2 separate regions of the Homo sapiens genome follow, and region 2 is linked to region 1. The links are chromatin contacts, found by Hi-C or POLR2A ChIA-PET in ENCODE. All regions are on one chromosome and are shown on one strand. The core of a region is the stretch at or near the end of the contact, and the rest is flanking DNA. Distances in the headings are between cores, read along the strand shown.

Region 1 (5,387 bases), core at 848-3,347:
CACTGAAGTTTTGAATTTCACATAATTTTTCTGTGTCACAAAATATTATTCTTTAAACATTTTTTTCAACCATTTAAAAATGTAAAAGCTGGCCAGGCATGGTGGCTCATATCTGTGATCCCAGGACTTTGGAAGACCAAGGAGGGAGGATTGCTTGGGGCCAGGAGTTCAAGACCAGCCTGGGCAACATAGCAAGACCCCCATCTCTACAAACAAACAAACAAATAAATAATGTAAAAACCATTCTTAGCTCACAGGCTATACAAAAACAGGCAGTAGGCTGGATGTGGCCTGTGGGCTGTAGTTTGCTGACTCCTGATCCCGAATAATGAGACCTGAGGATCAGAAGGATACTAGGTAGGTTGGGTGCAGTGGCTCATGCCTGTAGCCCCAGCACTTTGTGAAGCTGAGGCAGGAGGATTGCTTGAGGCCAGGAGTTCAAGGTCAGCCTGGGCAACATAGTGAGACCTCATTTCTATTTTAAAAATTTTAAAAATTAGCTGGGGCCTGGATTGGTGGCTCACACCTGTAATTCCAGAACTTTGGGGGGCTGAGGTGGGAGGATTACTTGAGTCTAGAAGTTCCAGACCAGCCTGGGCAACATAGCAAGACCCCATATCTACAAAAAAATGAAAAATTAGCCAGGTGTGGTGGTGCACCTGTAGTCCCAGCTACTCAGGAGGCTGAGGTAAGCGAATCAATTGAGCTGAGGAGTTTGAGGTTGCAATGAGCCATGATCATGCCACTGCGCTCCAGCCTGGGCAACTGAGGGGGACCCTGTCTCAAAAAACAAACGAAAATTAGCTGGGCATGGTGGCATGCACCTGCAGCCCCAGCTACTTGGGAAGCTGACGGGGGAGGATCACTTCAGACCAGGAGTTTGAGACTATAGTGAGCCATGATTGCACCACCGCACTCCAGCCTAGGTGACAGGGCAAGATGTTGTCTCTTTTTTTTTTTTTTTTTTTTTTTGAGACGGAGTTTCACTCTTTTGCCCAGGCTGAAGTGAAATGGCATGATCTCAGCTCACTGCAACCTCCGCCCCCCCGGGTTCAAGCGATTCTCCTGCCTCAGTTTCCCAAGTAGCTGGAATTATAGGTGCCCACTGCCATGCCTGGCTAATTTTTGTGTATTTAGTGGAGATGGGGTTTCGCCATGTTGGCCAGGCTGGTCTCGAACTCCTGACCTCAGGTGATTCACCCGCCTTGGCCTCCCAAAGTGCTAGGATTACAGGCATGAGCCACCTCGCCTGGCCAAGATGCTGTCTCTTTAAAACAAAAAAACAAACAAAAAAGACAGACACACAAAAGGAATACTAAGTGTTCATCTGATTTGAGTCTTTACCTGACCTGTGAATCTCCATTGAACATTGTCAGCCATTTCTTGAGTCCTCAGTAAGATGGAACTTCACATCTCACTGGGCAACTCATTCCACTGACAGAAGTTTAAAGCTGTGTCATAGTTGTAGTTTCCCCCAAAGCAGATCACGAGAAAAGGATTCAGGTGCCAGAAATGTATTTCGGAAATGATCCCAGGAAGCCCAGTGAGAGTGAAATTAACCGAGAAAGGGAGAAAAGCCAATAAAAAAGGTGTTGATGAGTGAGTTACCACTGGGCAATTGGGTCTCCATCCCTCAGGGACCCTTAGCGAGACTATAGAAAATATTTCAGAAGTGTCCCACGAAAAGGCAGGGAGACTGGGGTATATCCTCGACTCTCATACCTCATTATTGAGGGTTGTCTTGCTAACTGTCTGCTGTGCACACCCTGAAGCCAGAAAATAACTTAAAGCAGAAGTGAAAGGTAGCCCAGGGCATCTGGAAATGTCTGCAGGTAACCTCGGGTGAGCTGAGGAGTATGGGTGGGGCACCCATAGTGTCTCCAACAAAGTGTTTCTGACTTTGCTTTCTAAGATGTGCAACTCATACCACAAGGGGTCTTGTGAGATGGCTTTGGTGTGGCACAGAGAGAGACATGGTACCCAAGAGCACAAAGTCTCAGAATGGGAAAGGGATTTTTCCCTTTTGAGCTGTCTCTTTGATCCTGCTCTGCCCGCCTCTCACCCCTGGGGCTGCCCTCTCTCCCCAGAGCAGGTGCTCCACCCACGCTGGCCTTTCACTTCCTCCAACTTGTGGGACTGGGACTCTTGCTTCTGACTGCAGCCAACAGAAGTCTGGGCAAAGTACTAGAATGCTACTGTAACACTTGATTGTCTCCTCTTTCATTGGAAAGACAGCAGTCCTCCAGTTCAGGGCATTTAAGAGGCAACAGTAAGTGTGACCATTTAATAACATTGTTAAAACTGTAACAATCTAATAACATTGTTTGCTGTTATGTTTATCTTTACAGTTTCCACCTGTACATGGCTTTTCATGTATGGTAGTAATATAACGTTTCCCTTAAAATAAATGTATATAAATCGTGTGTCCATTTAAAGAAAAATATTAAATAAGAGTATCAATGGTATGAGGATAGAATAAAATATAATAGGCCAGGTGCAGTGGCTCATGCCTGTAATCCTAATACTTTGGGAGGTACACGCAGGGAGGTCACTTGAAGCCAGGAGTTGGACACCAGCCTGGGCAACATAGTGAGACCCCATCTCTACAAAACATTTTAAAAATTACCTGGGTGTAGTGATGCATGCCTGTAATCCAGCTACTCAGGAGGCTGAGGTGGGAGGATGGTTTAAGCCCAGGAGTTCGAGGTTACAGTGAGCTATGATCATGCCACTGCACTCCAGGAAGACCCCAATTATTTAAAAATAAAAATTTATGGAGCCGGGTGCGATGGCTCACGCCTGTAATCCCAGCACTTTGGGAGGCCAAGGAGGGCTGATCACCTGAGGTTGGGAGATTGAAACCAGCCTGACCAACATGGAGAAACCCCATCTCTACTAAAAATACAAAATTAGCCAGGCACATGCCTGTAATCCCAGATACTCGGGAGGCTAAGGGAAGAATCGCTTGGACCCGGGAGGCAGAGGTTGTGGTGAGCCAAGATCGCGCCATTGCACTCTAGCCTGGGCAACAAGAGTGAAACTCCGTCTCAAAAAAATAAAATAAAAAATAAAAGAATTTTATTAGAAAAATATATATGTATAAAATACCCACCACTTACTGGGTACTTACTAAGTGCTGGATGCTCTTCTAAGCACTTTCCATGCGTCATTCAAATCATTCAATTAATCCTCACCAATATGGGTTAAGTACTATTTGAGGTAGGGACTCTTTGCCCCATGTTACTACTGAGCAAACAGGCATAGAGAAGTTAAATAACGTGCCCAAAGTTATATAGCTAGGAAGTGATGAGCTGGAAAATAAACCCAGGTGGTCCTGCTCCAGATTTGTGCTCTAAATTGCAGAATTATGCTGCTTCTCATAAATTTCACACACACACACACACACACACACACACACACACACACACACAAAATGTGAAGGTGATATTTGAATAACTGAAGTTAGGGGAAAACTGCCCTAAAAGGTTCCCCATTTTTTCTGTCTCCCTGTATCTACTGCCCTTTGGTTGCCATACTTTTTCTTTTTCTTTATTTTTTTATTTTTATTTTTATTTTTTTGAGACAGAGTCTCGCTCTGTCGCCCAGGCTGGAGTGCAGTGGCGCAATCTTGGCTCACTGCAAGCTCCGCCTTCGGGTTCACGCCATTCTCCTGCCTCAGCCTCCTCAGTAGCTGGGACTACAGGCGCCCGCCACCACGCCCGGCTAATTTTTTGTATTTTTAGTAGAGATGGGGTTTCACCATGTTAGCCAGGCTGGTCTCAATCTCCTGACCTCGTGACCCGCCCATCTCGGCCTCCCAAAATGCTGGGATTACAGGCATAAGCCACCATGCCTGGCCTTTTTTTTTTTTTTTTTTAAGAAAGACAGGATCTCACTCTGTTGCCTAGGCTGGAGTCCAGTGTTGTGATCATAGCTCACTGAAGCTTAAACTCCTAGGCTCTGGCCATCCTCCCACCTCAGCCTCCAGAGTAGCTGGGGGTACAGACCTATGAGCCACCATGCCCAGCTAATTTTTTTTTTTTGGTAGAAACAGGTCTGGCTGTGTTGCCCAGGCTGGTCTCAAACTCCTGGCCTCAAATGATCCTCCTGCCTCAGCCTCCCAAAGTTCTGGAATTACAGGCATGAGCCACCATATATGGCCTGGTTGGCATATTTTCTTTAGAGCCTCAGAAGATCAATCTATTCCCTTTTCATCACCACAGTTCTTCAGATATTTGATGACAGAGAACTGGTTGGCCTTCCCAGATCTTCTGTGCTCTAGATTAAACATTGCCAGTTCCTTCTACTAGTTTCTGTTGCATGTTCTTGGCCTCTTCCCCTCCAGCACAGGGCCTCTTCTTTATTCTTGTTTCTTCAGCAGAACCTATAAAGTTATTTTGTTGTCGTAGCACTTTTTTTTGCAGGTTTCCCACAGCTCATTCCAGGGGCTCAGGGTAGGGAGGGTGTGATTGGGGTGACTGACATGGCAAAGGGCAGCTTGAGAGTGACATCAAAAAGGGGGGCCAGCTGTCAATCAGGGAAAAGCCCCCTAGGGCCAGCAGTACAGTGGGCTGGAGGCTGGTGAACCTGGTTCTCTGCAGGCCAGAGATGAAGGTTCTTTAGTGCACTTGGAGCTAACCAGGCTGAAAGGGGCGGACTAACCAAATTCACCAGAGCCTGGTGAGGAAGCCAGGCTGCAAATGTATTAAATCACAAGGGAGGCTGGGCACAGTGGCTCATGCCTGTAATCCCAGCACTTTGGGAGGCCAAGGTGGGTGGATCACCTGAGGTCAGGAGTTCGAGACCAGCCTGGCCAACATGGTGAAACCCCGTCTCTACTAAAAATAGAAAAATTAGCCAGGTGGCACATGCCTGTAATCACAGCTACTTGGGAGGCTGAGGCAGGAGAATCAGCTGAACACAGGAGTTGGAGGTTGCAGTGAGCTGAGATCGCACCATTGCACTCCAGCCTGGGCGACAGAGCAAGACTCTGTCAAGAAAGAAAGAAAGAGAGAGAGAGAGAGAAAGAAAAAGAGAGGGAGTGAGAAAGAAATCACAAGGGGAGAAGCAACTGCAAAGCAGTCTGAAACCTCCATGCTGACTTGTCAGCACACTCTTTCTCCTGTGGGAAAGTCAGAATCTAGTTAGAAGGTTGGTTTTTGTGGAATCAAAGCAAGGTGAGCAAAATGAGTGATTTTAATCACCAGGAAAACCTAAGATATTTGTACCCTCTGAGGGATACAAGAGTCTAGAGTGGCAGCACTGCTAGTATAATTGCCCCTTCCTGTGCTTGTGGTAGAAATGTCTGATCAATCACTGCATCTTTTCCTTCCTACTGCTCCCTGGGCCAGCCCTAAGATTCTTAGCAAGAGAGTATTCTGGCCCTG
Region 2 (5,519 bases), core at 1,073-3,572, 4.5 Mb after region 1:
GTGTTGTGTCTGTACTGGGAAGTTTGGTATCAGAGTTGCTGAGGTTACTCAAGGACCCTGAAGAGCTGGGTGATATAGAGTGAACTGATGAGATGAAGCTGCCTCCCCGGAAGCCACAGTCTTCAGGATCTGCAGCCTCTAAAGTTACCACACCTATAACACTTATGTAGGTTTACCCAATATCTGGCTTGGGCCAGCAGTTTCTCACAGGTATGGATGAACAACTCCAGGTGAGAACTTGCTGCTCCCCTTGGGCTGGACAAACTCAAGAAGGCAGGCTTCCCTTTCTGGGCCACCAGGCCCACCTGAGACCTGCCTTCCCTGAGCACAGGCAGGACACCTGGGTTCCAGCCTCTAACTCTGTACCTCAAGCCAGTCCCTGCCCCTCTCTGGGCTCCAGTCCTCCCCACCCCTTCAATGAAATGGGGTAAGGCACAGTTGAGATAAGTCTCAAGGGCTCCTCCTGCCCTGCCCATCAGGCAAAGGTGTGATGGTCCCTCCTAGTGTGTGGCCGTGATCTCCGTGTGCTCCCGCGGGGGAAAGGGCAGTGCTGAGTGTGGGCACTGGGGCAAGGGCCTGACCACCGAGCACTCCTCACCTGTGCCTGCAGGTGGCAGCAGCAGTCACCTGGCAGAGCCTGCGGGATTGCAGCAGCTAATTTGCGCATGGCCTGGGAAAGGGTCAGCTCAGTCATGCAAAGAGTAATTCCCAGCCCACCGGTGCCCGCTTCCTGCCTCTGCCAGGCCCTTGCAGGCCCCTTGCCTCCATCCTCAGAGGAAGCCAGAACTGGGAGAGGCCTTGGCCAAGGCGTTCCGGAGTAGGTGCTACAGGCCCTCTGTGGCCAGAGCCTCTGCTCACCCAAATCCTGCCCTGCTTCCAGGCCAACCCCCGAATCCATTCTCATTTAGTTAGGGCTGCCAGCCTACAGGCAGTTAACTGCTCCCATTGGCAAAAACTTTAACGAGCAATTAATTAATAAAACTCATGACTGCCAGCCCCACTTCTTTCAGTGGGGACTGATTTTATTAACTACTCAGTCATTGGGGCAAAGGCTGATATCCACGTGTTTGTATCCTTCAGGATCCTAGGGCAAATGAAGGGTGACTGATTATCATTTCTGGGCAATGTGCTTTACAAACCACACTTCTTTCGGTCCTTACAGTGAGGTACTGCTATTATATCCATTATACAGATGAGAAAACTGAGGCCCAGAAAGCTTACTCTCTTCCCCAGTGTCACCTAAGTAGAAGTGAATCCCAGTCTGTCTGACTCCAAAGGTATTTTCCCCTTGAGTGGCCCCTCAAAAACTGCTCTGTTTCCTTTTATGGCTGGAAGGTCCCAGAACCTATGAGCTAAGGGGCTGTTTTCTGACCTTCTCATGGCCTTGCAGGAAGGGACTGTGTGGACTCAGGTTTGTTCCCAAAGCAACTCCTTTGCTTTAGTGATGAAGGGAGCCCTCACCCCTCAGCTCTGTTGAGACAGCCCTTCTGCCCCTCTCCCTCCCCTCTAACCACCAGCCTCCAACCTGAATGAAGTTCCAGATTCTTCCTCTGCTTTTCCCTTACCTCTTTCATGTCTGTGGGTGCCCCCTGAGGCAGTATTCATGTGATTTCAGATGGCACAGGAGATTCATTTTTCATTTTACATCATCACTAGTCCTTTGTTAATTATGGCGTGTGCCCTTCATCATTTAATGGGATATTATATTTTATTTTAAAAGTGATCATTTTGAATTACATGTAAAAAGGCCAGTTGATCTAGAAGAAAATATTAAGTAAATATCTGGCCGATTTCTAGACTTGTTAAAAACCACTGGAACAGAACTTGCCTACCTGAAGCTGGGGAGACCTGGTTTGGATTACCCCATTTCTTCTTAACCAAACCAGCCCAGGGGGGAGTTTGTCGGCCTCAAGAGAGAAGTCCTGTCCCTTAGGGGAAGTTGGCCTTCCTCCTCAGCCAACAAGCTCATGCTGCAGCTGGGTTATTTATTTCTCTGAAAATGTTATCAATGTGCTACACACGTGTGGTTTCAGGTAATCGTGGTTGCCTGGGGTGGAAGTGGAGGGGAGGTTGACTGCAAAGAGCCCCAAAGGAACTTTCTTGAAAGATGGACGTGTTCTATATTTTGGTTGGTGTGTTTGGTCCGAGAGTGTACATGTTTGCCAAGTCATCAGTCATCACCCTGTACACTTAAAATGTGGAAATTTTATTGTAGATAAGCAAAGTTGATTTGAAAACAACATCAAAACCAAAGCCACAAATATTCACTGATGTTGGGAGCCACTCATATTCATTTCTCGTTCTGACTTCTGAGCTGCGAGGTGAGCTCTGTGGTCAGCTGCACTGTGGCGTATGCTCGCTGTCATTCAGCTGACATTTCAGCTGCTCCCAAAGTCAACATTTATGAGTTCTGCCATGTGCCAACCACAAGAAGAGTGCATAAAATGACAGAGAGATGCCTTTGACAAAGGGACATCACAAGTCAGGCAGGAAGGGGTGACTTAATCGGTAAATGGTGTTGGGACAATTGGTTCTCCATTCAGATGCAAACAAAACTAGATTCTAATAGGGCAACTATAGTTAATAGGATTTATACTTTATTTCACAATAGCTGGAATAGGAGATTTGGAAGGTTCCCAATGCAAAGAAATAATAAATGCTTGAGGTGATGGTTATCCTAATTATCCTCATTTAATCATTACACATTGTGTGCATGGATCAAAATATCACAGGTACCTCATAAGTATGTATGACTATTATGTATCAATTTTTAAAAAGACTCACCCCACAAAAAATTAGACCCCTACCTCACATCATGTTCATGCACACAAAAATTCCAGATGAATTAAATGTTAAACAAATACTCTAAAAGTATTAAAAAGAAAATATAGGAGAGTATTTTAAAAATAAATTCCAATCAGAAAAAGCCTTTTAAAGCAAGACATGAAAGCCAGAAATCATAAAGGAAGACTACATCTAACTATATAAAAATGCAAAACTTTTCTATGACCAATGACACCAAGAATTTAGCTAAAAGCATGCAGAAGATCCTGGGAAAATATTTGGCTCATATGTATTAAAGAATTAAGGTTTCTAATATGCAAAGAGGTCCTATGAATCAGTAAGAAAGTGGCAAAAAGCCCAATTAAAAATGTGTAAAGCAGGTGCCCTGCGTTGCCCAGACTAGCGACAATATAGTCAGGATGGCTAAAGATGACCCCCAAGAAACCAAAAGGTGAGATGTCTGCTTATGCCTTCTTTATGCAGACATGCAGAGAAGAATGCAAGAAGAAAAACCCAGAGGTTCTTGTCAATTTCACAGAAATTTCCAAGAAGTGCTCTGAGAGGCGGAAGACAATGTGTGGAAAAGAGAAGTCTAAGCCTGACGAAATGACCGAGGTGGATGAAGTACTCTATGATTGGGAAATAAAGAATTACGGACCAGCTAAGGGAGGCAAGAAGAAGGACCCTAAAGCCCCCAAAAGGCTACCATCTGGATTCTTCCTGTTCTGTTCAGAATTCTGCCCCGAGGACAAATCCACAAACCCTGGCATCTCTATTGGAGATGTGGCAAAAAGGCTGAGTGAGATATGGAATAACTTGAGTGACAGTGCAAAGCTGCCTGACATCACTACGGCAGCAAGCTGAAGAAGTGTGAGAAGGGTGTTGCTGACTCGAAGTCTGAAGGAAAGTTCGATGGTGCAAAAGTTAAAGTTGCCTGGAAAAAGGTAGACAAGGAAGAGGAGGAGGAGGAGGAGGAATTAAAAAACCTGTTTATCCATCTCCTTGTCAATATCTTAGAGCAGAGGAGTGTCATAATTCAGGGGTCCCCAACCCCCGGTCCATGGACCAGTACTCGTCTGTGGTCCATTAGGAGCCAGGCGTCACAGGAGGAGGTGAGCGGCAGGCGAGCAAGTATTACCACCTGAGCCTCCTGTCGGATCAGCGGTGGCATTAGATTCTGAACCCTGTTGTAAACTGCACATGAGAGGGATCTAGGCTGAGTGCTCTTTAGGAGAATCTAAATAATGCCTGATGATCTGAAGTGGAACCGTTTCATCCCAAAACTATCCCCCCCTTGCCCCCACCCTTGACCCCCGTCCGTGGAAAATTTTCTTCCATGAAACCGGTCCCTGGTGCCAAAAAGGTTGGGGACCGCGTTGTAATTGACTCATCTCTCATTTGAGAAATATCTGTTGCCCTCATTAGTTTTAATTACAAAATTTGATCACGATCATATTGCAGTCTCTCAGAGTGCTCTAGAAATTGTCAGTGGTTTACATAAAGTGGCCGTGGGTGTCCAGAGCACCCTGAAACTGTATCAAAGTTGTACATAATTCCAAACCTTTGTTTGTTTGTTTTTTGAGACACAGTCTCGCTCTGTCGCCCAAGCTGGTGTGCAGTGGTATGATCTCAGCTCACTGCGGCCTCCACCTCCTGGGCTCAGGCGAGTCTCCCACTTCAGCCTCCCCAGTAGCTGGGATTACAGGTGCATGCCACCATACATGGCTAATTTTTTTATTTTTTGTAGAGATGGCATTTCACCATGTCACCTAGGTTGGTCTTGAACTCCTGGGCTCAAGCCATTCGCCATTCGCTGGCCTTGGCCTCCCCAAGTGCTGGGATTACAGGCATGAGCCACCATGCCCAGCCTCCGAACATTTTAAAATGAAAACGCCCTCTCATATTCTCACTCTGTGCACTTTGCTGTTGGTGTGACAGGGCATTTAAAGATGTTTCTGGGCCGGGTGTGGTGGCTCACGCCTGTAATCCCAGCACTTTGGGAGGCCGAGGTGGGCGGATCACCTGAGGTCAGGAGTTCGAGACCAGCCTGGCCAACATGGCGAAACCCTGTCTCTACTAAAAATACAAAGATTAGCCGGGAATGGTGGCGCATGCCTATAATCCCAGCTACTTGAGACGCTGAGGCAGGAGAATCGCTTGAGCCCAGGAGGCGGAGCTTGCAGTGAGCCGAGATCACGCCACTGCACTCCGGACTGGGGAACAGAGTGAGACTCCGTCTCAAAACAAAACAAAACAAAACAAAACAAACAAAGAAACCATGTTTCTGGCATTTTTATAATTTGTAAGATGGTGTTAACTATATGGTTATTGGCTAGAAATCCTGAGTTATCAACTGTATATGTCCATAGTTTGTAAAAAGAATAAAACAACTGAGGCAAGCTCTTGATGCTTCTTGTCTGGCATTGAGGCTGTGGGGAAGGTGCCTTTTGGAGGGGCCATAGCTGAGGGCATGCACCGTGACGCTGGACCGGTTCACTGTGCAGTGGGCATTCATTTAGCTTCAAGTTGTCTTGTTTCTGTATGTGGTGACAGCTTTCTGCTGCCATTCTTAGCTAAAGGCAAAGATGGGGGGGTCAGCTGGCATGAGAAGTGTTTAGTTTTTGTTTTGTTTTTTAGTTAAGTGTGGTGGTTTTTAAACTGTAGAACTCTTCATTGTCACTAAAGCAAAGAGTCACTGCAATGAAAATTCAGGAACCTTCTGTCCTTAAACACGA

What was found. Hi-C counts contacts between places; a loop is a spot of excess contacts on that map. ChIA-PET counts read pairs that join two places held with the same protein, here RNA polymerase II (POLR2A). Pooled maps may share reads with other maps.
Region 2: a pooled map shows a loop between it and region 1 (6-fold over the local background). The contact joins two enhancer-like sites. A Hi-C loop is called at or near these places in 2 of 50 pooled maps. POLR2A ChIA-PET finds 5 or more read pairs at or near these places in 2 of 52 experiments (GM12878 and activated T-cell).

Annotation. Positions count from the first base shown.
Region 1 is chr16:53,059,972-53,065,358 of GRCh38, forward strand. All of the region lies in intron 1 of CHD9 (chromodomain helicase DNA binding protein 9), which reads left to right. Among named protein-coding and RNA genes, the nearest start is that of CHD9, 7.7 kb to the left of the region's middle. RefSeq lists a silencer at 654-880 and enhancers at 1,405-1,464, 1,575-1,624, 1,885-2,244, 4,949-5,008. Within about 2 kb of position 2,098, at least 14 of the 41 ENCODE cell types and tissues checked have a DNase peak (open chromatin) inside an H3K27ac peak, as active enhancers do; they include GM12878, where a contact is called at or near this core.
Region 2 is chr16:57,599,934-57,605,452 of GRCh38, forward strand. All of the region lies in intron 1 of LOC105371291 (a long non-coding RNA gene), which reads right to left. It also overlaps the pseudogene HMGB3P32. Among named protein-coding and RNA genes, the nearest start is that of ADGRG1, 26 kb to the right of the region's middle. RefSeq lists an enhancer at 323-402. Within about 2 kb of position 2,323, at least 7 of the 41 ENCODE cell types and tissues checked have a DNase peak (open chromatin) inside an H3K27ac peak, as active enhancers do; they include GM12878, where a contact is called at or near this core.